Regions from separate parts of the Homo sapiens genome. Here region 1 is linked to region 2. Evidence: read pairs that join two places in POLR2A ChIA-PET (ENCODE). Cell type or tissue: K562. All regions are shown on one strand. Links, peaks and the distances in the headings refer to the core of each region. The heading gives the core; the rest is flanking DNA.

Evidence for each region. Peaks named below come from ENCODE experiments on the same cell type or tissue, not always from the same donor. Only the 100,000 strongest peaks of a DNase experiment are listed, where the experiment ranks them.
Region 1: POLR2A ChIA-PET joins it to region 2 with 7 read pairs; 7 of 35 experiments call an interaction of 5 or more read pairs at or near these places.

What each region holds. Positions count from the first base shown.
Region 1 is chr15:41,432,959-41,444,794 of GRCh38, forward strand. It overlaps RTF1 (RTF1 homolog, Paf1/RNA polymerase II complex component), which reads left to right. Exons shown (of 18, transcript NM_015138.5): 2 at 5,363-5,473. Among named protein-coding and RNA genes, the nearest start is that of RTF1, 22 kb to the left of the region's middle. In K562, for the core only: a CTCF peak has its summit at 5,978 (motif pointing left); DNase peaks (open chromatin) are centred at 5,453 and 5,974.
Region 2 is chr15:41,334,219-41,346,054 of GRCh38, forward strand. It overlaps NUSAP1 (nucleolar and spindle associated protein 1), which reads left to right. Exons shown (of 11, transcript NM_016359.5): 2 at 8,168-8,236. Among named protein-coding and RNA genes, the nearest start is that of NUSAP1, 7.3 kb to the left of the region's middle. RefSeq lists enhancers at 2,521-3,142, 3,143-3,764. In K562, for the core only: no CTCF peak of the experiment used is centred there; no DNase peak of the experiment used is centred there.

The DNA of each region.
Region 1 (11,836 bases), core at 1,702-9,701, 98 kb after region 2:
CAGGCATACTGAGGTCGGCTGCGGTGGCTCACACCTGTAATCCCAACACTTTGGGAGGCTGAGGTGGGCAGATCATCAGGAGTTCGAGACCATCCTGGCCAACATGGTGAAAACCTGTCTCTACTAAAAATACAAAACTATTAGCTGGGTGTGGTGGCGTGCACCTATAGTCCCAGCTACTTGGGAGGCTGAGGCAGGAGAATCACTTGAACCAGGGAGGCGGAGGTTGCTGTGAGCCGAGATCACTCCACTATACTCCAGCCTGGGAGACATAGTGAGAGTCCATCTCAAAAAAAATAAATAAATAAAAATATAAAACTGGCATAATAATGCATTTGTGAAACTGAAGGGGTCAGAGAAGAGATTACTTACCAGAAGTCTTTTTTGCCTTTTTGAGACAGAGTCTCACTCTGTTGCCCAGGCTGGAGTGCACTGGCATGATCTTTGCTCACCGCAACCCCCACCTCCCAGACTCAAGTGATTCTCCCACCTCAGCCTCCTGAGCAGCTAGGACTACAGGCGTGCGCCACCATGCCCAGCTGATTTTTGTATTTTTAGCAAAGATCAGGTTTCACCATGTTGGCCAGGCACACCTCAAGTGATATACCTGCCTCAGCCTCCCAAAGTAGTGGTATTACAAACGTGAGCCACTGCACCCAGCCCAGAAGTCTTTAAAGCTTATAAATTTACATTAAAGTAATATGGGAAAAAAGGTAATGGTAAAGACCATAAACGTATTACTATATAACCCAGCAATCCCAGTCCTAGGTATTTACTCAAAGTGAAGTAAAAACTAATGTTTACATAGAAGACTATACATGAACATACAATTACCCCCAAATGGTAACAACTCAGATGTTTTATTGTTGTTGTTTGCTACCACACTTTTTTTTTTTTTTTTTTTTTGATGGAGTTTTGCTCTTTTTGCCCAGGCTGGAGTGCAATGGTGCTATTTCAGTTCACTGCAACCTCTGCCTCCCAGGTTCAAGCAATTCTTCTGCCTCAGCCTCCCGAGTAGCTAGGATTACAGGCATGCACCACCACGCACAGCTAATTTTTTATTTTTAGTAGAGATGCGGTTTCTCCATGTTGGTCAGGCTGGTCTCGAACTCCCAACCTCAGGTGATCCGCCACCTTGGCCTCCCCAAAGTGCTGGAATTACAGGCGTGAGCCACCACGCCTGGCCTTTTTTTTTTTTTTTTTTAAGTAAAGATGAGGTCATGCTATGTTGCCAAGCTGGTCTCAAACTTTTGGGCTCAAGCGGTCCTCCCACCTTGGCTTCCCAAAGTGCTGGGATTATAGGCGTGAACCACTGCACCTAGCACAAATGTTTTTCAGCTGGTAAATGGTTCAACAAACTGATACATTCATACAGTGGAATACTACTTAGCAAAAATAGAGACAAACTATAGTAATGATACATGCTGTAATGTGAATGAATCTCAAATGCACTGTGCTGAATGAAAGAAGCCAAACTCAAAAGGCTAAGATACTATATGATTCCATCTATATGATGTTCTATAGGGACAGAAAACAGGTCTCTGGTTGCCAGGGAATGGGAGAAGGGATGTATAAAGATGAGAGAATTGAGGGATGATGGAACTGTAGAGTGTAGATGATGGGATATGGAGTGGAACCTCCTTAGCAGGAAGGCAGTACTAATGTCTTTTTTTTTTTTTTTCTTTTTGAGATGGAGTCTTGCACTGTCACCCGGGCTGGAGTGCAGTGATGCGATCTCTGCTCACTGCAACCTCTGCCTGCCAGGTTGAAGCAGTTCTCCTGCCTCAGCCTCCCGAGTAGCTGGGATTACAGGCGCACATCACCATGCCCGGCTAATTTTTTGTATTTTTAGTAGAGACGGAGTTTCACTATGTTGGCCAGGATGGTCTCGAACTCCTGACCTCGTGATCTGCCCGCCTTGGCCTCCCAAAGTTCTGGGATTACAGGCGTGAGCCACCGCGCCTGGCCAGCAGTACTAATGTCTTACTTTAGTTACAGTAACTCTTTTTTTTTTTTTTTTGAGATGGAGTCTCGCTCTGTCGCCCATGCTGGAGTGCAGTGGCGTGATCTCAGCTCACTGCAACCTCTGCCTCCTGGGTTCAAGCGATTCTCCTGCCTGTAGCCTCCTGCCTACAGTAACTTTTAGCAGATGTCTGCTGTGTTTTGATTAATAGCAAATCCAAATCTTTGTTATAATCAATTGGTATCAAAACAGGAGTACTAGTGTATTTGTGAACCTGAAGGAGTCAGAGATGAGATTAGATCTTCTCTGTATCAGAGAAGATAAAGATCTTGACTGTGGTCGTGGTTTAAAGTATTTGTCAAACTCATAGAACTATATGTGTTAGTATATTAGAAAAGTATATTAGAAAGGATAAAATATATATAAATTATACCTCAAGTTTGGGTTTTTTGTTTTGTTTTTTTTTTTATAGAGACTGGGTCTCTACAAGCAAGCCTCCTACCTTGGCCTCCCAAAGTGTTGGGATTACAGGTGTAGACCACCGTGCCCAGTTTACCTCAGGTTTTAAAACGACTGTAAACACACAAGTGTTGATATAATTTGCATTTGGTCCATAGAGTTAACATTTTGGTATGAAAAAGCAGAGTATGATTTCAGTCTTTCAGGAAGTTGGTATGTTAACTCTGTCTAGTGAAATGACAAGAGTTAACATTTTATGAGTGTTTATCAACAAGAGAGTCAGTTGTTTAATCTGAGAAGGTCATTTCTCATTTTAGCCAAGGAGGGAGGATATACTCCTAAAATAGAGACTGGAAGAATAAAACAGATACTTTGTAGCAGTCTATTATTTTACAGTCTGTCTTGGCACTTGATCCATAATTGTATAGCACCATCATCGTTAAGGAATATTACTACTAGTGTTTATTAGCTGTATCTTCTCTCTTTTGGCAGAAGGGAAAAATGTTTCAGACTAGTAAGCCATGACTCAGTTAGGAGCCAGGATTCTGTCTGCCGAGGTTTGAATCCTGGCTCTATCATGTACCAGCTGTGTTACTAGGTAAGTTACACAGCTTGGGTAAGTTACTTAAACTCCTTAGTTTCTTGGCCTGGTGTGGTGGTTCACACCTGTAATCCCAGCACTTTGGGAGGCCAAGGCGAGTGAATCACCTGAGGTCAGTAGTTCAAGACCAGCCTGGGCAGCATGACAAAACCCCATTTCTACTAAAAGTACAAAAATTAGCCAGGCATGGCTGGGTGCAGTGGCTCACGCCTGTAATCCTAGCACTCTGGGAGGCCAAAGCAGGCGGATCACGAGGTCAGGAGATTGAGACCATCCTGGCTAACACAGTGAAATCCCGTCTCTACTAAAAAAAAAAAAAAAAAAAAAAATTAGCTGGGCTTGGCTGGCACCGGTAGTCCCAGCTACTCAGGAGGCTGAGGCAGGAGAATGGTGTGAACCCGGGAGGCCGATCTTGCAGTGAGCCAAGATTGTGCCACTGCACTCTAGCCTGGGTGACAGAGCGAGACTCCGTCTCAAAAAAAAAAAAAAAAAAATTGCCAGGCGTGGTGGTGGGTGCCTGTAGTCCCAGCCACTTGGGAGGTTGAGGCAGTAGAATGGTATGAACCCGGGAGGCGGAGCTTGCAGTAAGCCGAGATCACACCACTGCACTCCAGCCTGGGCGACAGAGCAAGACTCTGTCTCAAAAAAAAAAAAAAAAAAAAATTAGCCAGGCATGGTGGCATTCTCCTGTAGTCCCATCTACTTGGGAGGCTGAGGCACGGCCATTGCTTGAATCTGGGAGGTGGAGGTTGCAGTCAGCCGAGATCGTGCCACTGCACTCTAGACTGGGCAACAGAGTGAGTCTCTGTCTCAAAAACAATAAGAGACCAGGCATGGTGGCTCACGCCTGTAATCCCAGCACTTTGGGAGGTCGAGTTGGGCGGATTACAAGGTCAGGAGATCGAGACCATCCTGGCCAACTTGGTGAAACCCCGTCTCTACTAAAATACAAAAAATTACCCAGGTGTGGTGGCACACCCCTGTAGTCCCAGCTACTCGGGAGGTTGACTCAGGAGAATCGCTTGAACCCGGGAGGCGGAGGTTGCAGTAAGCCGAGATCTCGCCACTGCACTCCAGCCTGGGCGACAGAGCAAGACTCCATCTTGAAACAAACAAACAATAAAAACCAAGAACAACAAAAAAATCTCTTTTCTTTCATTATCTTTAAATGGTAATGATATCAGTTGTTGTGAAGATTAAATATCAGATGTTTAGAAAAGTACCTTGCATTGGGCCGGGTGTGGGGGCTCACATCTGTAATCCCAGCACTTTGGGATGCCAAGGCGGGCGGATCACGAGGTCAGGAGATCGAGAGCATCCTGGCTAATGTGGTCAAACCCCCTCTCTACTAAAAATACAAAAAAAAAAAATTAGCCGGGCGTGGTGGTGGGCGCCTGACAGCTACTCGGGAGGCTGAGGCAGGAGAATGGTGTGAACCCGGGAGGCAGAGCTTGTAGTAAGCCGAGGTCGCACCACTGTACTCCAGCCTGGGTGACACAGCGAGACTCTGTCTCAAAAAAAAAGAAAAAAGAAAAGTATCTGGCATCTAGTGAGTACAGTATAATTGTGGACTGGTATTGGTATTAGCAGAAAGCAGAGCAAGTAACCTTTTGTTGCGTTTTTGAGTGACTGGACTGAGTTGAGGAGACTTCAAGTGAGAAGGGAACCATGTGACAGAGCAAATCTTGGTTGTAGTCATGGCTTACTTACTGGTACTTCCTTCTTACTGTCATTTCGCTTAAATGACCAGGACAAGGCAGAGGTGGTGAATTGGGAGAATAGGGCTTGTGAAATTAGGATTCTGGTGTAGTGGCCAGCACACTTACTGCTTGTTGTCACAGACTGGATTAAACACTGGACACTTTTTTTCTGGTTTAAGTATTCAAAATATAAAATGACCTCAGAAATTACAGTTTGTAAGCTTATTCAAAACTGCCCCACAAATGCCAATTTTACCATTAAAATACTAAACCGGATAAAACAGTGACTAGGTTACCTTTGTAAACATGTTTCTTACCAGTCCCAGAGAATCAGTGCTTCTGTTGTTTAGGGTAGAATCAGGAACAGTTTGGGGATAGCCTCCAGTTTGGTTCCATTTCCTGTCCAACTTCAGACATATATTATCCATTGAAAAGGTGGGGCAGATTTTCTAAACATTTCTTCAGCATCTTGGAATCCTAGCAGTCAGTCTGTTCATGCTGATAGAAGTCCCTGTGACAATGTCCTTTAGTTGAAAACACAAAAATATAAAAAAGATCTAGAGAGGGTGGGCATTTTATTATTCTTGGATATTCTTTCTCTGTTGAACAAAACTGATGTGCCTATTTTTGTCCCATTAGGAGCTCTTGTCCCTGGCAAAGCGAAAGCGCAGTGACTCTGAGGAGAAGGAGCCGCCTGTGAGTCAGCCTGCAGCCTCGTCAGACTCGGAGACGTCTGACAGTGACGATGAGGTGGGTGTGGAGGGCCTCGGCTTCTGGGACCATTAGATAGTTGAGGCTCCTCGCTTTGGTGGCTCCTGTTGGCCTCATTTCCTTAAATGGAGACTTACAGCCTAAGATCTACAAGAATTTATTGGGGAAAGAAAATGGTGTAAGGAAGGCCGGGCGCTGTGGCTCTCTCCTGTAATCCCAGCACTTTGGGAGGCTGAGGTGGGTGGATCACCTGAGGTCAGGAGTTCGAGACCAGCCTGGCCAACATGGTGAAACCCTGTCTCTACTAAAAATACAAAAATTAGCCAGGCGTGGTGGTGCACGCCTGTAATCCCAGCTACTAAGGAGGCTGAGGCAGGAGAATTGCTTGAACTCAGGAGGCAGAGGTTGCAGTGAGCCGGGATCGCCCCACTGCACTGCAGCCTGGGTGACAAAGCAAGACTCTGTCTCAAAAAAAAAAAGAAAATGGTGTAATGAAAGCTATTGAATGTCATGTTCATTGTACTGCTAGTTACCTAGTGGGTCCCTCTGCAGGACATGCGTAGTCATTCTGTAGCTTTTTTTTTTTTTTTCAGCCTTATTGCAGAAGTGGTACAGTCAGTAATCCTATTTTTTCTTTTATTTTCTTTTTTTTTTTTTCAAGACAGAGTCTCACTCTGTCACCAGGCTGGAGTGCAGTGGTGTGATCTTGGCTCACTGCAACTTCCGCCTTCCAGGTTCACGCCATTCTCCTGCCTCAGCCTACTGACTAGCTGGGACTACAGGCACCCGCCACCAGGCCTGGCTAATTTTTTTTTTTATTTTTAGTAGAGACGGGGTTTCACTGTGTTAGCCAGGGTGGTCTCAATCTCCTGACCTCGTGATCCACCCACCTTGGCCTCCCAAAGTGCTGGGATTACAGGTGTGAGCCACTGCGCCCGGACTCTCTTTTTTCTTTTTGAGTCATCTTTTTAATCTCACTTTCAAGTTAGAAAATAAATTCTATCAAGGATGCTGTAGTTTAATGGGAAATACTTTAGTGAGAAAAGAAACTTTGGGAAGATTGATTCAACATCCCTCCGAGTGATGGTGTTAACTTCAAAGGAGGAAAATCCAACTGTTCATTGTCTAGACCAAGGTCACTTTCCCAAATTACCTACCAACAATGGCAGGCCCTAAAAGATCCAAAACCTTAATGGAAGACAGGGATGAGGGGAAAGATATTTGAAACACTTCTACATGTTTCTCATTTGATTTATTTATTTTATTTTATTTTTTTGAGATGGAGTCTCACTCTTATCGCCCAGGCCAGAGTGCAACGGCACGATCTCGGCTCACTGCAACCTCTGCCTCTCGGGTTCAAGCGATTCTCCTGCCTCAGCCTCCCAAGTAGCTGGAACTACAAGCACGCACCACAGTGCCCGGCTGATTTTTGTATTTTTAGTGGAGACAGGGTTTTGCCACGTTCGCCAGGCTGGTCTCAAACTTCCGACCTCAGATGATCCACCTGCCTTGGCCTCCCAAACTGCTGAGATTACAGGCATGAGCCATTGCACCCAGCCTTTCATTTGATTTAAAGTATTTTCTTCCCCTTAGTAATTACTTGCAGAGAAGCCGGATATCACCTTTCAGTGTAATTTCTTACCCTACAGCCTAGGAAAATATTTGTTAACAGTAAAGTAAAAAATGTTTATTTAATATAATGAAATTTAATTAGCAGCTGAATAGTATTTACCGGTGCCCTGCATGTGCATATTGGAGTGATTGCCTTCTGATCAACTGTAGTGATAATTTCTTTCTTTTTTTTTTTTTTTTTCTTGAGACTGCGTCTCACTCTGTCACCCAGGCTACAGTGCAGCGGCGCAATCTCGGCTCACTGCAACCTCTGCCTTCCGGGTTTAAGAGATTCTCCTGCCTCAGCCTCCTGAGTAGCTGGGACTACAGGTGCGTGCCACCACACCTGGCTAATTTTTTATTTTTAGTAGAGATGGGGTTTCACCATGTTGGCCAGGCTGGTCTCAAACTCCTAACCTCAGGTGACCCGCCCCCTTGGCCTCCCAAAGTGCTGGGATTATAGGCGTGAGCCACCGCGCCTGGCCTCTTTTTTTTTTTTTTTTTTGAGACAGAGTCTCGCTCTGTTGCCAGGCTGGAGTGCAGTGGTGCGATCTCAGCTCACTGCAACCTCTGCCTCCTGGGTTCAAGCAATTTTCCTGTCTCAACCTCCCAAGTAGCTGGGACTGCAGGCGCATGTCACCACACCCAGCTAATTTTTTGTATTTTTGGTAGAGTCGGGGTTTCACCACGTTAGCCAAGATGGTCTCATTCTCCTGACCTCGTGATCTGCCCGCCTCGGCTTCCCAAAGTGCTGGGATTAGAGGCGTGAGCCCTGTGCCTGGCCAAAAGTTTATTCTTTTGTTTATTTTTAATGGATAAACTATAATTTCTCTCAAATTAACAAAAAATCAGTGGGGGGTCTATGAAATAATTTGCTTTTTCATTTTGTTTTCTGTTTTCTTTCTTTAAATGCCTAGACAATACAGAAAAACCTTGAAATAATTTTCTCTCCCACTAGTCCCCTCTTTTTTTTTTTTTTTTTTTTTGAGACGGAGTCTCACTCTGTCACCCAGGCTGGAGTGCAGTGGCGTGATCTCGGCTTACTGCAAGCTCCGCCTCCTGGGCTCACTCCATTCTTCTGCCTCAACCTCCCAAATAGCTGGGACTACAGGCGCCTGCCACCACTCCTGGCTAATTTTTTGTATTTTTAGTAGAGACGGGGTTTCACCATGTTAGCCAGGATGGTCTCTATCTCCTGACCTTGTGATCCGCCCGCCTCGGCCTCCCAAAGTGCTGGGATTACAGGCGTGAGCCACCATGTCTGGCCTCTCTCCCACTATTCTTATAGCTACTTTTATTTTTCATGTTTCAGAAGTCAGCTGCTGTGGTCCACCCTTGCCACTCAGTATTGTATTAAGTTTGAATATGTGTTATGCCTGGAATACCCTGTAATGTGTTTGTGGTCTCTGGTATTCCTTAAGATACAAGCAGTAAGTCTGCTTGGAACACATTCATTCTCCATATGTCTGTTGTTAAAAGTTAGGTCAGAGTCCTAACTTTTGCAGTTAGTACTGAGATTCCCTTCCTCCTTTTTTAGCCAAAGCATTAGAGGAGCCCACAACTTGTGTTAGAGGAGATCCACATCCATAAAATTCTTCATGGTTTAGGGTTCCCTTTGTTACTTGCAGCTGCTTAATGAAGTAAAAAACTGCTCATCTTAGAACACTACCCAATGATTTGTGCACGTATTGGAGAAAAAGCTGACAGCAAGCTCCACCCTGCCCAGCAAGAAATGAGCGTTTGAGTGACTTTTCCCCTACAGGATTCTTAGCTCCTGCTGCTGCCTTCAGATTCTAGTACTCCAGGCCCTCAGGCTTATTGTAACTCTACTCCAGTCCCTCTCTCACGAGAGCAGCAGCGTCTGTATCATGGTCATTCTGAAAGATGCCTGTTTTTCTGTTTCCATCATGTCTCTTTGGCCCAAGATACTAGCTTAGCACGAGCACCTCTGAGTTAGAGCAAATAGTTCATTATTTTGGACAGTTCAGAAAATAACTATTAAAATCTTTATTAAAAAATTCTTCCAGCCACTGTGTAACTCAATGTTATTACTGTGAGCTCAAACTTATTGCTGCTGTGGACATTTTAGATTGGGTAGGGGACTTCTGAGAGATTCTTAGGTTATAAAGTTTGAGACAGTGGCTCTTTTTTTCCCCTTTCATAATGATTTTTTTTTTTTTTTGAGATGGAGTCTCTCTCTGTTGCCCAGGCTGGAGTGCAGTGGCGTGATCTTGGCTCGCTGTAAGCTCTGCCTCCCGGGTTCACGCCATTCTTCTGCCTCAGCCTCCCGAGCAGCTGGGACTACAGGCGCTCACCACCACGCCTGGCTAATTTTTTGTATTTTTAATAGAGACGGGGTTTTACAGTGCTAGCCAGGATGATCTTGATATCCTGACCTCATGATCCGCCGGCCTCATCCTCCCAAAGTGCTGGGATCACAGGTGTGAGCCACCATCATAATGATTATTAATACGTCTTTCGTGGGTGAAAAAACACATACTGAAGTAGTTTGCTATGTCTTCTCGTTTCTTCAACTTTTGTGTCTTTAACGCCTGCAGATTAACCTTTTAGAAATTTGGTTGTTAAAGTGGCAATTCTCGGGCCAGGCATGGTGGCTCACACCTGTAATCCCAGCACTTTGGGAGGCCAAGGCAGGTAGATCACTTGAGGTCAGGAGTTCGAGACCAGACTGGCCAAAATGGCGAAACCCTGTCTCTACTAAAAATGCAAAAATTAGCCAGGCGTAGTAGTGGGCACCTGTAGTCCTAGCTACTCGGGAGGCTAAGGTATGAAAATCGCTTGAGCCCAGAAGGCAGAGGTTGCAGTGGGCCGAGAACGCTCCACTATATTCCAGGCTGGGCCCCAGAGTGAGACTGCATCTCAATAAAAATAAATAAATTAAATAAAGTGGCAATTTTCCATCAGAGGAAGCCCTCCTTGTACCAGAAGCTGCCCTGCAGTTTTTTCAAACTTATATATGTCTCTCATACCGTTTCTTTTCATTAGTGAGCCATTAATATAGGTAGAAAGAAATACGTTTGTCCCCTCAGATTTGCTAGGACAGAAAATTGGTCAAGAACAACTGAGCTAAAAAGTTAATCGGTAATTTGTTTATAAAATCAGAGACATGCACTGATTTTAGAGCAAAAAGATATTTAGCTAATTGATGAGGGAGAGGGAAATGGAGAGAAGCTCTGAAAGTTTTCTATCCTGAAAAAAATGGGTACACTGGACATTCAGTATAATGTCATATTAGTGAGGAAATAAGTAGATGTTTCACATATAATGTAGCTTGGTGGGGGGAAACACCAACATTTAATGACAGAGTATATACTTGTCCTATTATTTTTAGTGATTGAATTATTCTCGATATCTGGAGGCACATGTAAAACTAAGAAGCAAGGCTGTTTGTAAGATTTACATTGGCCAAGGTCAAGGTCAGAATGCTGTGGTGTGGCACTTTGATGCTGTCACTTCCTCTCCTTGAAAGCATTTGATCAGAGAAGCATCATCAAAGGTTCAAACAAGAGTGATTGGAAGGGAAGATAACAAGGTGAAAAGGAGGGGAGCTAGCAGCCATTCAATCATGAGTTGGGGTTAAAAAAAAAAACGGCCAGCAGGGTGTGGTGGCTCACACCTATAGTCCAGCAATTTGGGAGGCCAAGGTGGGAGGATTGCTTAAGCTGGGAAGTTCGGGACCAGCCTGGGCAATATGGCAAAACCCCATCTCTACTAAAAATACAAAAATTATTGTAGCTAGAGGTGCAATAATAGAAAAATTGGGCCGGGTGCAGTGGCTCACGCCTGTAATCTCAGCACTTTGGGAGGCCGAGACAGGCAGATTACAAGGTCTGGAGCTCGAGACCATCCTGGCTAACATGGTGAAACCCTGTCTCTACTAAAAATACAAAAAAATTAGCCGGGCGTGGTGGCGGGCGCCTGTAGTCCCAGCTACTCTGGAGGCTGAGGCAGGAGAATGGCGTGAACCCGGGGGGCAGAGCTTGCAGTGAGCCGAGATTGCACCACTGCACTCCAGCCTGGGCGACAGAGCGAGACTCCATCTCAAAAAAAAACAAAGAAAAAGAAAAATTAAAAAAAAATTTTTTTTAATACAAAAATTAGTCAGGTGTGGTGGTGTGCATCTGTTACCCCAGCTACTCAGGAGGCTGAGGTGGGAGGATCACCTAACCTCAGGAGGTCAAGGGTGCAGTGAGCTGTAATCATGCCACTGCACTCCAACCTGGGCAACAGATTGAGACTCTGTCTCAAAGGAAAAAAGAAAAATACTTGCTAGATTTTTTTTTTTTTGAGCCAGAGTCTTGCTCTGTCATCCAGGCTGGAGTGCAGTGGTGCAATCTCAGCTCACTGCAACCTCCGCCTCCTGGGCTCAAGAGATTCTCCTGCCTCAGCCTCTCGAGTAGCTGGGATTACAGGCGCCTGCCACCACGCCCGGCTAACTTTTTGTACTTTTAATAGAGATGGGGTTTCACCGTGTTACCCAGGCTGGTGTTGAACTCCTGAGCTCAGGTGATCCGCCTGCCTCGGGCTCCCAAAGTGCTAGGATTACAGGCGTGACCATCGCGGCCGGCCCGTTAGATATTATATGTAGTAGTTTTTCTGTTGATTTAAAGCCATGATTACGAATAACAGTTCTTGTACTGTGAAAAAATGTCTTCCAAAATATCCAGCTGTGTGGTACTGCTTTATACAGCTTCCTTTTTCCTCTGTTATATTGGTAAGAAGTGACCATTGTGCTCTTTTCTTGGTAATGTCTTCTATAACACTTCCAAC
Region 2 (11,836 bases), core at 2,269-10,268:
AGCGATTCTCCTGCCTCAGCCTCCTGAGTAGCTGGGATTACAGGCGCGTGTCACCACGCCTGGCTAATTTTTGTATTTTTAGTAGAGATGGGGTTTCACCATGTTGGTCAGGCTGGTCTCGAACTCCTGACTTCCTGATCCGCCCGCCTCAGCCCCCAAAGTACTGGGATTACAGGCGTGAGCCACCCCACCCGACCTAAATTGTTTAAACAAAATAATCAGGGCCTAAGTGCCTGTTGGGGCTGAATGACCAAAGGGTTTTCCTTGGGGATATTTCTGGGCTGTAGTGGTTAGTGGCTCCTCTATACTTCGTAAACAAAGCCTTAATATCTCAGCCTAAATTCCTTAGGCTTTTTTGCTGCCTAGCTAGAATCTTTTATCCAAGGCTGCATCCCTGAACACTTGGCACTTTTATCTATCTTTGTCCCATTGCTCATTTTGACCCTCTAGCCTCAGATCACCTTCTTTCTCCTTTATCTGCCTGGCTGTGTGTGTGTGTGTGTATTTTTAGTAGAGATAGGGTTTCACCATCTTGCCCAGGCTGGTCTTGAACTCCTGGGCTCAAGCGATCCTCCCGCCACGGCCTCCCGAAGTCCTGGGATTACAGGCGTGACCCACCACGCCTGGCCCATATCAAGTATTTATATGTGAATCAAGTATTTATAGGTGAAATGTTATGATACCTGTAAAATTTGCTGTAAAATACTCAAGGAAAAAGAGAGGGAAACTAGATGAAGTAAGAACAGAAGAATGTTAATAATTACTGAAACTGGAGATAGGTACATGGGGGGATTGCACTATTCTCTCTACTTTTTTAGGTTTGAAATTTTCCATAATAAGATGTTTTAAATTATTAACTTGGTACAACCTAAGAGCTCATTAAGTCAATTGCCTTTTGAAATTTTAGTACATAGCAAAAAAATTAATAAATTGCTCTGAGAAATTATCAAGATTTGATTAAAATGAAACACTACAATTTAAATAAATTTTACTAGCATAAATATACTAGTATAATTATGCTAATAAAATTTATAATTTATACTAGTATATACTATATATATTATTACTAGTATAAATATATAATATATATACTAGTATATATAAATATACTAGGATACTAAATATACTAAATACACTAAAATAAACTAAATATATAAATATACTATATATACTAAATATACTATATTAATATACTATATGTACTAGATAAATATACTATAAATATACTATATAAATATACTAAATTTACATATTTAGTATTTAGTGTGTATTAGTATATATATTTAGTATAGATATACTATATACTAAATATACTATATATACTAATATGTATACTAAATATATTTAATATACTAAATATATTATACTATAAATAAATATAAATACTATACTTAATATACTATATACTAAATATACTATATATAAATATATTAAATATATAAATATACTAAATATAAATATACTAAATATAGTATGTATGTTTAGTATAAATATACTAAATATACTATATTTATACCGGTATAATATACTAAATATGCTATATTTATACCGGTATAAATATACTAATATACTATATTATACTGGTATAAATATACTAAATATACTATATTATACCAGTATAAATATAAATATACTAAATATACTATATTTTTATGTATACTAGTATATTTGTACTAGTAAAATTTATTTAAATTGTAATGTTTTATTTTAATCAAATCTTGATAATTTTACTAGTATGATATTATTAAAAATAAATTTATGGCCGGGCATGGTGGCTTGCACCTGTAATCCCAGCATTTGGGAGGCCAAGGCAGGTGTCTCACCTGAGGTCAGGAGTTTGAGACCAGACTGGCCAGCATGGCAAAACCCCATCTATACTAAAAATACAAAATTTAGCCAGGCGTGGCAGGGGGCACCTGTAATCCCAGCTACTCGGGAGGCTGAGGCAGGAGAGGAGAATTGCTTGAACCCAGGGAGGCAGACGCTGCAGTGAGCCAAGATCACACCATTGCACTCCAGCCTGGGCAACAAGAGCGAAACTCCGTCTAAAAATAATAATAATAATAATAATAATAATAAATATATAGGAGATAATATTCCCTCTTTTGAGAGACTTCTCTTAATGGTATAGCAATTTGAAGGAGCCAGTTATTAATGTTAGTGGGGCGACTGGTCCTGTTGTCACTCATGCCCTCACTTCCTTTCTTGCGAGCTTAAATTACAAACACTGGCACTATTTCCACTTCCTTGCACCTCCCTATACTCACCTGGCAAAACCCAAGCCTGATTAAACCCAGCTATGTGCTTAATCTTTGCCTATACCTCTGCAGCTAACTCTAGTTGGAGAAAACACCTAACTTTGTTGAGCGAACTTATTTTAAATATGCAACGCTAAACCTTAATATGGGCATTTGATCCTCCTCCTTTTGGTTTTTTTTTTTTTTTTTTTTTGAGATAAGGTCTCGCTCTGTTGCCTAGGCTGCAGTGGCACAATCAGGCCTCACTGCAGCCTCAACCTCTCAGGTTCAAGACATCCTCCCACCTCAGCCTCCTAAGTAGCTGGGATTACAGGCACGTGCCACCACACCTGGCCCATTTTCTTCTTAGTCATGAACTTTCCTACTTTTGAGGATAATTACTTTTTATCATCTTGACTCAACTTGGTTCCCTTCCCTCCCTTGATGACTTTACCTCATAGGTCATGGGAAAATAGATGCAATCAACAGAAAACTGCCTTATCGTTCAACCACCAAATCCCCCCCTTTTTTTCCTTTCCTTTTCTTTTTTTTTTTTTTTTTTTTTTTTTGAGACAGGGTCTTGCTCTGTCAGCCAGCCTGGAGTTCTCTGGAGTGCAGTGGCACAATCAGGACTCACTGCAGCCTCAACCTCCCGGGCTCAAGCAATCCTCCCACCGCAGCCCCCTGAGTAGCTAGGACTACAGGCATGACCACCCTGCCTGGCCAGTGTTTTTTTGAATTTTAGTAGAGATGAGGTCTGACTATGTTGCCCTGTCTGGTCTCCAACTCCTGAGATTCAGCGATCCTCGCGCCTTGGCCTCCCAAAGTGCTGGGATTACAGGCGTGAGACCCTAGGCTTGGCCCCACCACCAAACCTTTTAGCCACCCTGCATCTACATCCACATACTCTGCTTCTTTGCCTGTCTAAGGGCAACCTTTCCATTTATGCTGAAGATCCTGGGCCCTCTTGCTTCCCCTAGGACTACATTCCTACAATTAGAGCCTCTCTCCTCATTAATTTCTCCACTCTGCTAGCTTATTTGCCATAAGGCATGCAATCATGTTTTACTATCACCCATCTTTTAAAAAAATAAAAAAGCCAAAATCCTCTCCTGATCCCATGTCCTCATTCCATCTACTGCCCTATTTCTCTGTTCTTTTCTACTGAAATTGCTTTATTAAGGTCGCCATCTTACAAAGCTTGTGTTCCCTCTCTCCCCTCACCTGTGCCTATCAGTAGCATTTGGCATGATTGAACATTCCCCTCTGCTCCAGGCACTTTCTGTTCTAGGCTTTGATATTTCACGCTGTCCTGCCTTACTAGCACTTCTTTCTAGTCTCCTTGGTTGGTTCTTCATCTGCCAGATCTCTAAATGTGGAGTGCCCCCAGGGCTCTCTTCCTGGTTGTCTTTTCTCTAACTATGCTCTATCCCTCGGTGATCTTATCCACCCCATTTTTTTTTCTTTTCTTTTTTCTTTTTTTTTTTTTTTTTTTGAGTCACAGTCTTGCTCTGTCACCCAGGCTAGAGTGCAGTGGCGCAATCTCGGCTCACTGCAACCTCCACTTCCCAGGTTCAAGCGATTCTCCTGCCTCAGCCACCCGAGTTCCTGGGATTATAGGTGCCTGCCACCATGCCCAGCTAATTTTTTTGTATTTTTAGTAGAGACAGGACTTCACCATGTTGGCCTGGCTGGTTTCAAACTCCTGACCTCAAGTGATCCACCTGCCTTGGCGTCCCAAAGTGCTGGGTTTACAGGCATGAGCCACTGCGTCCGGCCCATTCCCATAAGTTAAAATTTACCCAAAAGCTAATGCCTCCCAAACCCACATCTCCAGTAGGACCTCTCTCTCCCCTGGGATGCTGACTCGTGTATTTAAGTGCATTTTCAACAACACGGTCAGGTCCAAGCATTGACAGTCTCTTCCCCATCTCAGTACATTGTTCAGGCCCAGTTTGGATCACCCTGGATTCCTCTCTTCTTCACCCACAGCCATCCATTCTTGTCAGCACCTCCTCCTAAATAGACCTGAAATCTGACCTCTGGGCACCATCTCCAGCGCTGCAAACCTGTGCCACAGCACTCTCATCTCCTGACCACTGCCTCAGTCTCCCTATTGGGCTTCCTGCCTCAACTCTTACCTCACAATAGTGTTCTCTTGGTAGTTGGAGTGATATTTGAAACTTAGGGAAAAGAAAAAAAAGAGAGAGAGACCAGGCGCCAGGCGCAGTGGCTCATACCTGTAATCCCAGCACTTTGAGAGGCCGTGGTGGGTGGATCACTTGAGGCCAGGAGTTCAAGGCCGGCCTGGCCAGCATGGCAAAACCCCGTCTCTACTAAAAAAAAAAAAAATACAAAAATTAGCCAGGCGTGGTGGCATGTGCCTATAATCCCAACTACTCGGGAGGATGAGGCACGAAAATCCCTTCAACCTGAGAGGTGGAGGCTGCAGTGAGCCAAGATCACGGCACTGCACTCCACCCTGGGCGACAGAGCGAGACTCTGTCTCCAAAAAAAAAAATAAACTTAGAACGTGTCTTTCTGCTCAGTGCCCTCCAATGACTTCCCTCACATCTAAAATAAAATCTAAACTCTTTCCAGTGTAATGAGAGAAACTTAGTTTGACCCTGATTTGGAGGGAAATTTTTTTAAAAAGAAAATAGCTAAAATTGGAGAGAAGGAAATTTCATTATGGGCCACATATTAGGTGATATTAGGAAATTATTGCTTTTCCTGAGTACACTAATGCATTAGAGGATCATGTGGGGAAATCTCTTATTTTTAGGAGATGTGGCTGATATATTTAGTGGTAAAGAATCATGATGTCTGGAACTTATTTTCAAATTCTTTCACAAGAATTATATATTAATATAGAGAAACCAAATATGAGACAATGCAAATGACTATTGAATCTTGGTGGGAAATATGAGTGTTTATTACATTACTTCGACTTTTCTTTTTTTTTTTTTTTTGAGACGGAGTTTCGCTGTTGTTGCCCAGGCTAGAATGCAACGGCATGATCTCAGCTCACTGCAACCTCCACCTCCTGGATTCAAGCAATTCTCTTGCCTCAGCCTCCCAAGTAGCTGGGATTACAGGCATGTGCCACCATGCCCAGCTAATTTTGTATTTTTAGTAGAGACAGGGTTTCTCCATATTGTTCAGGCTGGTCTGGAACTCCTGAACTCAGGTGATCTGACTGCCTCAGGCCTCCCAAAGTGCTGGGATTACAGGCGTGAGCCACCACACCCAGCCTACTTTGACTTTTCTATAGGCCTGACTTTTTTTCTAATAACAATTTAGGGGAAGAAATTAATTTTTTTTCTATTTTTTTATTTTTTTTGAGACAGACTTTCGCTCTTGTCACCCAGGCTGGAGTGCAGTGGTGCGATTCCGGCTCACTGCAACCTCCACCTCCCAGGTTCAAGTGATTCTCCCGCCTCAGCCTCCTGAGTAGCTCAGACTACAGGTGCCCACCACCACGCCCAGCTATTTTTTGCAGACATGGGGTTTCACCCTGTTGGCCAGGCTGGTCTTGAACTCCTAACTTTGGGTGATCTTCCTGCCTCGGCCTCCCAAAGTGCTAGGATTACAGGCATTAGTCACTGTACCTGGCTGAAATTCATAATTTTTGCTGTGGCCTTTACCTCTCTACTTGACCCAGCCTCTGGTCACATCTCTGATCTCCCTGCCCTCCATATACCTCAGTGTTCACCATACTTCTACCATAAGGGCAGTTTCTGTCTTTCAACTCATGAGTCCACCTCAGGGCTCCTGTTCTTGGCGCTCGCTCTGCTCGGAGTGCTCTTCACCTGCTGCCTCTTTCCTCATTCACATCTCGGGAGGCCTTTCCCAGCCATCCTAATTCAGGTAGCATCCCCACCCCACCCCAGTTGCCCAGTTTTATTTTTGCATCATAATACCTGACGTCATATCATTCATTTCTAGCTTTCTTGGGTAACTGTTTCACCTCTGCTAGAAGATCCTGGAGGGCAATCACCTTGTCTGTTTAATTAATCACTCTCTAGTGTCTGGAACAGTGCCCAGCACAATAAATGCTTGTTGAAGGAATGCATGAATATATGCTGATAACTAACATCTGCACCTTCAGCACAACTCTTGAACACCACCTCATATCATTCAACCTCCTCACTGGGTTCTGCCACAGGTGCCTCACTTCATGCATTTTTGTATGTTTGGTGAGATTTTGAAGGTATATTAAGAGAGTATTAGAAAAATCAAGAATGCCTGAATTCTGCCCTGCCAATCATCCCCTTCCCAGAGAAAACCTCAAGGGTGGTTCAAGGAACAAGTAGAAAATAAGGTACCACTTTATTACTAGCTGAAATAGTGCCTGATATCTTGATGCAGAGCATTCTGGTAAAGTGGATTGGAGACTGTGGCTTAGGCTTGCACCACAAGCAAAAGCTTGAGCACAAACCAAATTTCAGGATCTCTGCTATTCTCTACTGGACACATGGCCCATGATAAAAGGCATGAGAAGAATAGAGCCAAGCCTGGTGGCTGGGCCCACCTTGAGAAGGATGGCTGTGGCCCTCAACTGCATGGCTGGGTGGAAGAGGAAGAAAAAAAGAACCCAACCAAAAAACTTGACTTTTGTTTTTTAAACGGAGTCTTGCTCTATCGCCCAGACTAGAGTGCAGTGGCATCATCTCCTCGGCTCACTGCAACCTTCGCCTCCTGGGTTCAAGCAATTCTTCTGCCTCAGCCTCCCAAGTAGCTGGGACTACAGGCACACACCACCATGCCCGGCTAATTTTTGTTTTTTTATTAGAGACGGGGTTTCACCATGTTGGCCAGGCTGGTCTAAAACCCCTGACCTCGTGATCCACCTGCCTCGGCCTCCCAAAGTGCTGGAATTACAGGCATGAGCCACCCCGCTCAACCAAACTTGACTTTTAAAGCACAGGAAAATGTAACCAATCAAATTAACATTGTTCTTTCAGGAAAGAACAAGAAGGGAGGTTTTCCTAGGCTGGGAAGAGAAGCTCAGTGTTCCCTTCCCCCGGCAGAGACCTACAACCATCCCCCTAAGACCCCGTCACCTTTTGCATTCCTCATCTTAGGGACCGTACCACACTTCACCAGCTGTCCAAGCCAGAAACGTTGGCATAACAAAGTTTCCCTCTTCCTCAACTCTCATGTTCACACTGATTTCACTTCCTAAGAAGGTTTTGACTTCATCCATACTGCCTTAGCCCCGCTCCAGTTCAGGCCACAGCATTTCTGGCTCATCCCCATCAAATGCATCTTGCACATTGTGCAGGTAGACTACTCATTCTGAGTAATGCAAAATTGGTCACCCACTGCCTTGCTGCAAACTCTTCAGAGACTGCCCTTTTCTCTGAGAGTAAAGTTCATACTCTTTAAAGGCTTACAAGGCCTGGTAACATCACGGCCCTGCTCACTTTCCCAACATTGTCTCTTACTATCTCCTACAAACAGGTCCATGTTCCAGCCACACTGAACTTAAGTTCTTCAAACTCCACCCTCATTGTTGCCTTGCTGTGCCATTCCTCTACCTCTTTCTCTACCTTCTCTTCATCCTTCAGATCTCAGCAATTAGAGACATCACATCTTTATCTGAGAACTGCCCTGTGCAGATACTTGCTGAAGTCTAACCTAGCAGTCCCAACTTTGATGGCCATGCCTACCTATGTTCTCATGACAGCCTGAGCCTCCTAGCGTGGGCATTTACCCCACTGTATTGCAATTGCCTCTTTCCTTGTCTAACTTTCCCACTCAGATGTGAAATTCCTTAGAGCAGAGACCCATTCTTTCTAAGTAATGGTTCTAGTCCTATGGTCTGACCAGAGTACATTTAATGAATACAAGAACAGCAAAAAATATTCAACGTATCTTCCTTGTTTATTTGACTTTTGGCTCTAATAATAAGGTCTCTCTTGCAGGCAACCAAGTTGTTAAAAGCCTTGAAAGGCTACATTAAACATGAGGCAAGAAAAGGAAATGAGAATCAGGTGAGTAATGTTTTTCATGTTTACCTGTTAGCTAGCAAAATAATCATATTTGGTTAATGGGCAATTAACACACAACTAGTGATGATTTAAGACATGCTGTTGGCCAGGTGTTGTGGCTCACGCCTATACTCCTAGCACTTTGGTAGGCAGTGGCAGGCGGATCACTTGAGTCCAGGAGTTCGAGACCAGCCTGGCCAACATGGTGAAACCCCGTCTCTACTAAAAATACAAAAATTAGCCAGATGTGGTGGCGGGAGCCTGTAATCCCAGCTACTCAGGAGGCTGAGACAGGGAGAATTGCTTGAACCCGGGAGGTGGAGGTTGCAGTGAGCCAGGATCGCGCCACTGTACTCCAGCCTGGGTGACAGAGCAAGACTCCGTTCAAAAAACAAAAAAAAAGATATGCTGTTTATTAAAAAAGAGATCATTATTGGTAATAGTGCCAAGGACTGAATCCTTTCAGATTAACTATCTGCTGTTGTGAATGGTGAAACTGTTTTGCGCCAAGTAATCTGTTGAATAACATGTTTTTACACAGATACAAAGGCTGAGTACTAGTTGCCAAGTACTACGAGAGATGGCATGATTTAAGTAGAGAGGGAACTGGATTTGAAATCAGAAACACCTTGGTCAAGTACCAGCTCTCATTTATTTCTCTGCAACATTAGAAAACTCAAACTCCTCTTCTTTAAAATGGAAATAATATCTGTTCTGCTGAACTGAGTGTTGTGAGCATCACATGAAGTAGGGATTGTGAAAGTGACTTGTAAGCTATAAAACACTGCTGATGGCTGATGGGAGTTGTCATGGCCGCTTCAGACCCACAGCAAAGATTTTTGATAAGGCATGACTCCTAAACGGATGAATGAGTGCCCCATTAGAGCCAAGATTCTTTTATTCTTTTTGTTGTTGTAGTTGTTGAGACAGAATCTTGCTGTCATCCAGGCTGGAGTGCAGTGGTGTGTTCTCAGCTCACTGCAACCTCCATCTCCTGGGGTCAAGCAATTCTCCTGCCTCAGCCTCCTGAGTAGCTGGGATTACAGGCATGCACCACCACACCCAGCTAATTTTGTATTTTTAGTAGACACAGGGTTTCTCCATGTTGGTCAGGCTGGTCTCAAACTCCCGACCTCGGGTGATCCCACCACCTCGGCCTCCCAAAGTGCTGGGATTACAGGGGTGAGCCACCATGCCCGGCCCATTTTCTTGTATTTTTAGTAGAGATGGGGTTTCACCATGTTGGCCAGGCTGGTCTCAAACTCCTGACCTCAGTTGATCTACCTGCCTCAGCCTCCCAAAGTGCTGGGATTACAGGTGTGAGCCACCGCACCTGGCGTCAAATTTATTTTTGATTCCAGGCTTTAATTAACTGAAAATAGACAAGAACTATTTTTGAATTCTAGCTTTAAAAGTTTCTATATCAATTTCTTTTTTATGGTTAAGGGTACATGATTGTAGTGCCATTTGAAATTAAAATTATAGGCCAGGCGCAGTGGCTCACACCTGTAATCCCAGCACTTTGGTAAGCCGAGGTGGGTGGATCACTTGAGGTCAGGAGTTTGAGACCAGCCTGGCCAACATGGTGAAACCCCATCTCTACTAAAATACAAAAATTAGCTGGGCATGGTGGTGTACACCTGCAGTCCCAGTTACTCAGGAGGCTGAGGCAGGAGAATCACTTGAATCCGTGAGGCAGATGTAGTGAGCAGAGATCAAACCATTGCACTCCACCCTGGGAGACAGAATGAGACTCCATCTCAAAAAAAAAAAAAAAAAAAGAAACAACAACTAAAAATTGTCTCTTTATATTCCAGCAACATGTGTAACTCAAAGGTACTGCTTCTAGGTTGGTGCAAATGTAATTGTGGTTTTTGCCATTACTTTAAAAAATGACAAAAACCAGGCCAGGCGCGGTGGCTCACACCTGTAATCCCAGCACTTTGGGAGGCTGAGGCGGGTGGATTATGAGGTCAAGAGATCAAGACCATCCTGGCTAACACGGTGAAACCCTGTCTCTACTAAAAATACAAAAAACTAACCAGGCGTGGTGGTGGGCGCCTGTTGTCCCAGCTACTAGGGAAGCTGAGGCAGGAGAATGGAGTGAACCCAGGAGGCGGAGCTTGCAGTGAGCCGAGATCATGCCACTGCACTCCAGCCTGGGCGACAAAGCGAGACTCCGTCTCAAAAAAAAATGACAAAAACCAGGCTGGGCACAGTGGCTCACGTCTGTAATACCAGCACTTCGGAAGGCCAAGGCGGGTGGATCACCTGAGGTCAGGAGTTCAAGACCAGCCTGGCTAACATGGCAAAACACCGTCTCTACTAAAAATACAAAAATTAGCCGAGCATGGATGCACACAGCTGTACTCCCAGCTACTCAAGAGGATGAGGCAGGAGAATTATTTGAACCTGGGATTCAGATGTCGCAGTGAGCCAAGATTACGCCGCTGCATTCCAGCCTAGGCAACAGAATGAGACTCCGTCTCCGAAAAAAAGAAAAAAAAACCACCGCACTTATTTTTGCACCAACCTAATACATGGAAACAATTTCTCTTACTTTTTTTTGAGACAGGGTCTCACTCTAACCCAGGCTGGAGTGCAGTGGTACAATCAGGGCTCACTGCAGCCTGGACCCCCCAGGCTCAAGTGATCCTCTTGCCTCACTCCCCTGAGTAGCTGGGACTACAGCCTTGTATCACCATTCCTGGCTATTTTTTGTATTTTTAGTAGAGACGGGGTTTCACAATATTGCCCGGGCTGGTCTCAAACTCCTGGGCTCAAGTAGTTTGCCTACCTCTGCCTCCCAAAGTGCTGGGATTACAGACGCTCTGCCAGTTTCTCCTCTTTTACTTTCTTCTCCGTGACTATCAGGGAGTTGGAAAGTGGGATCCACATTTTTCTATTCTCATGTAAAAACCCCTGCTCCTTTTTTAGCTCATCTTGAAAAGGCCAAAGATAAAGGGAAAAAAAATCTCTTCTCCTTTGAAATTTATGATCACCTATTTTTTTCTTTCTTTTTTTTTTTTCTGAGTTTCACTCTTGCTGCCCAGGCTGGAGTGCAATGACACGATCTCGGCTCACCGCAACCTCCACCTCCTGAGTTAAAGCGATTCTCCTGCCTCAGCCTCCTGAGTAGCTGGGATTACAGGCATGCGCCACCACACCCGGATAATTGTGTATTTTTAGTAGAGACGGGGTTTCACATGTTTGTCAGGCTGGTCTCAAACTCCCAACCTCAGGTGATCCTCCCACCTCGGCCTCCCAAAGTGCTGGGATTCCAGGGGTGAGCCACCGCATATGCTTACCTATTTTAATCTCCCATCTGCTGAGCTCCTAGTTACTCTCTAGTGTTCTCTGTCTCATTGTCATCATTTCCTCATGTCTTCATCTTATTTTGGACAAGTTCAAAGGTCCATCTGGATGTCTCTTCTTACTACTGTGGCCTCCTTGTCCCTTAATGCTAGTGATCTTTGTTTTTGCTCTTTATCAACCGTCTACTTCTCTGGGCATATCCTAGACCTTACAACACTTGGAACTATTCCACTTCTGTAATATTTTACCTCTGGTTAAGGCCTTTTATTCTTTTTTTTTTTGAGATGG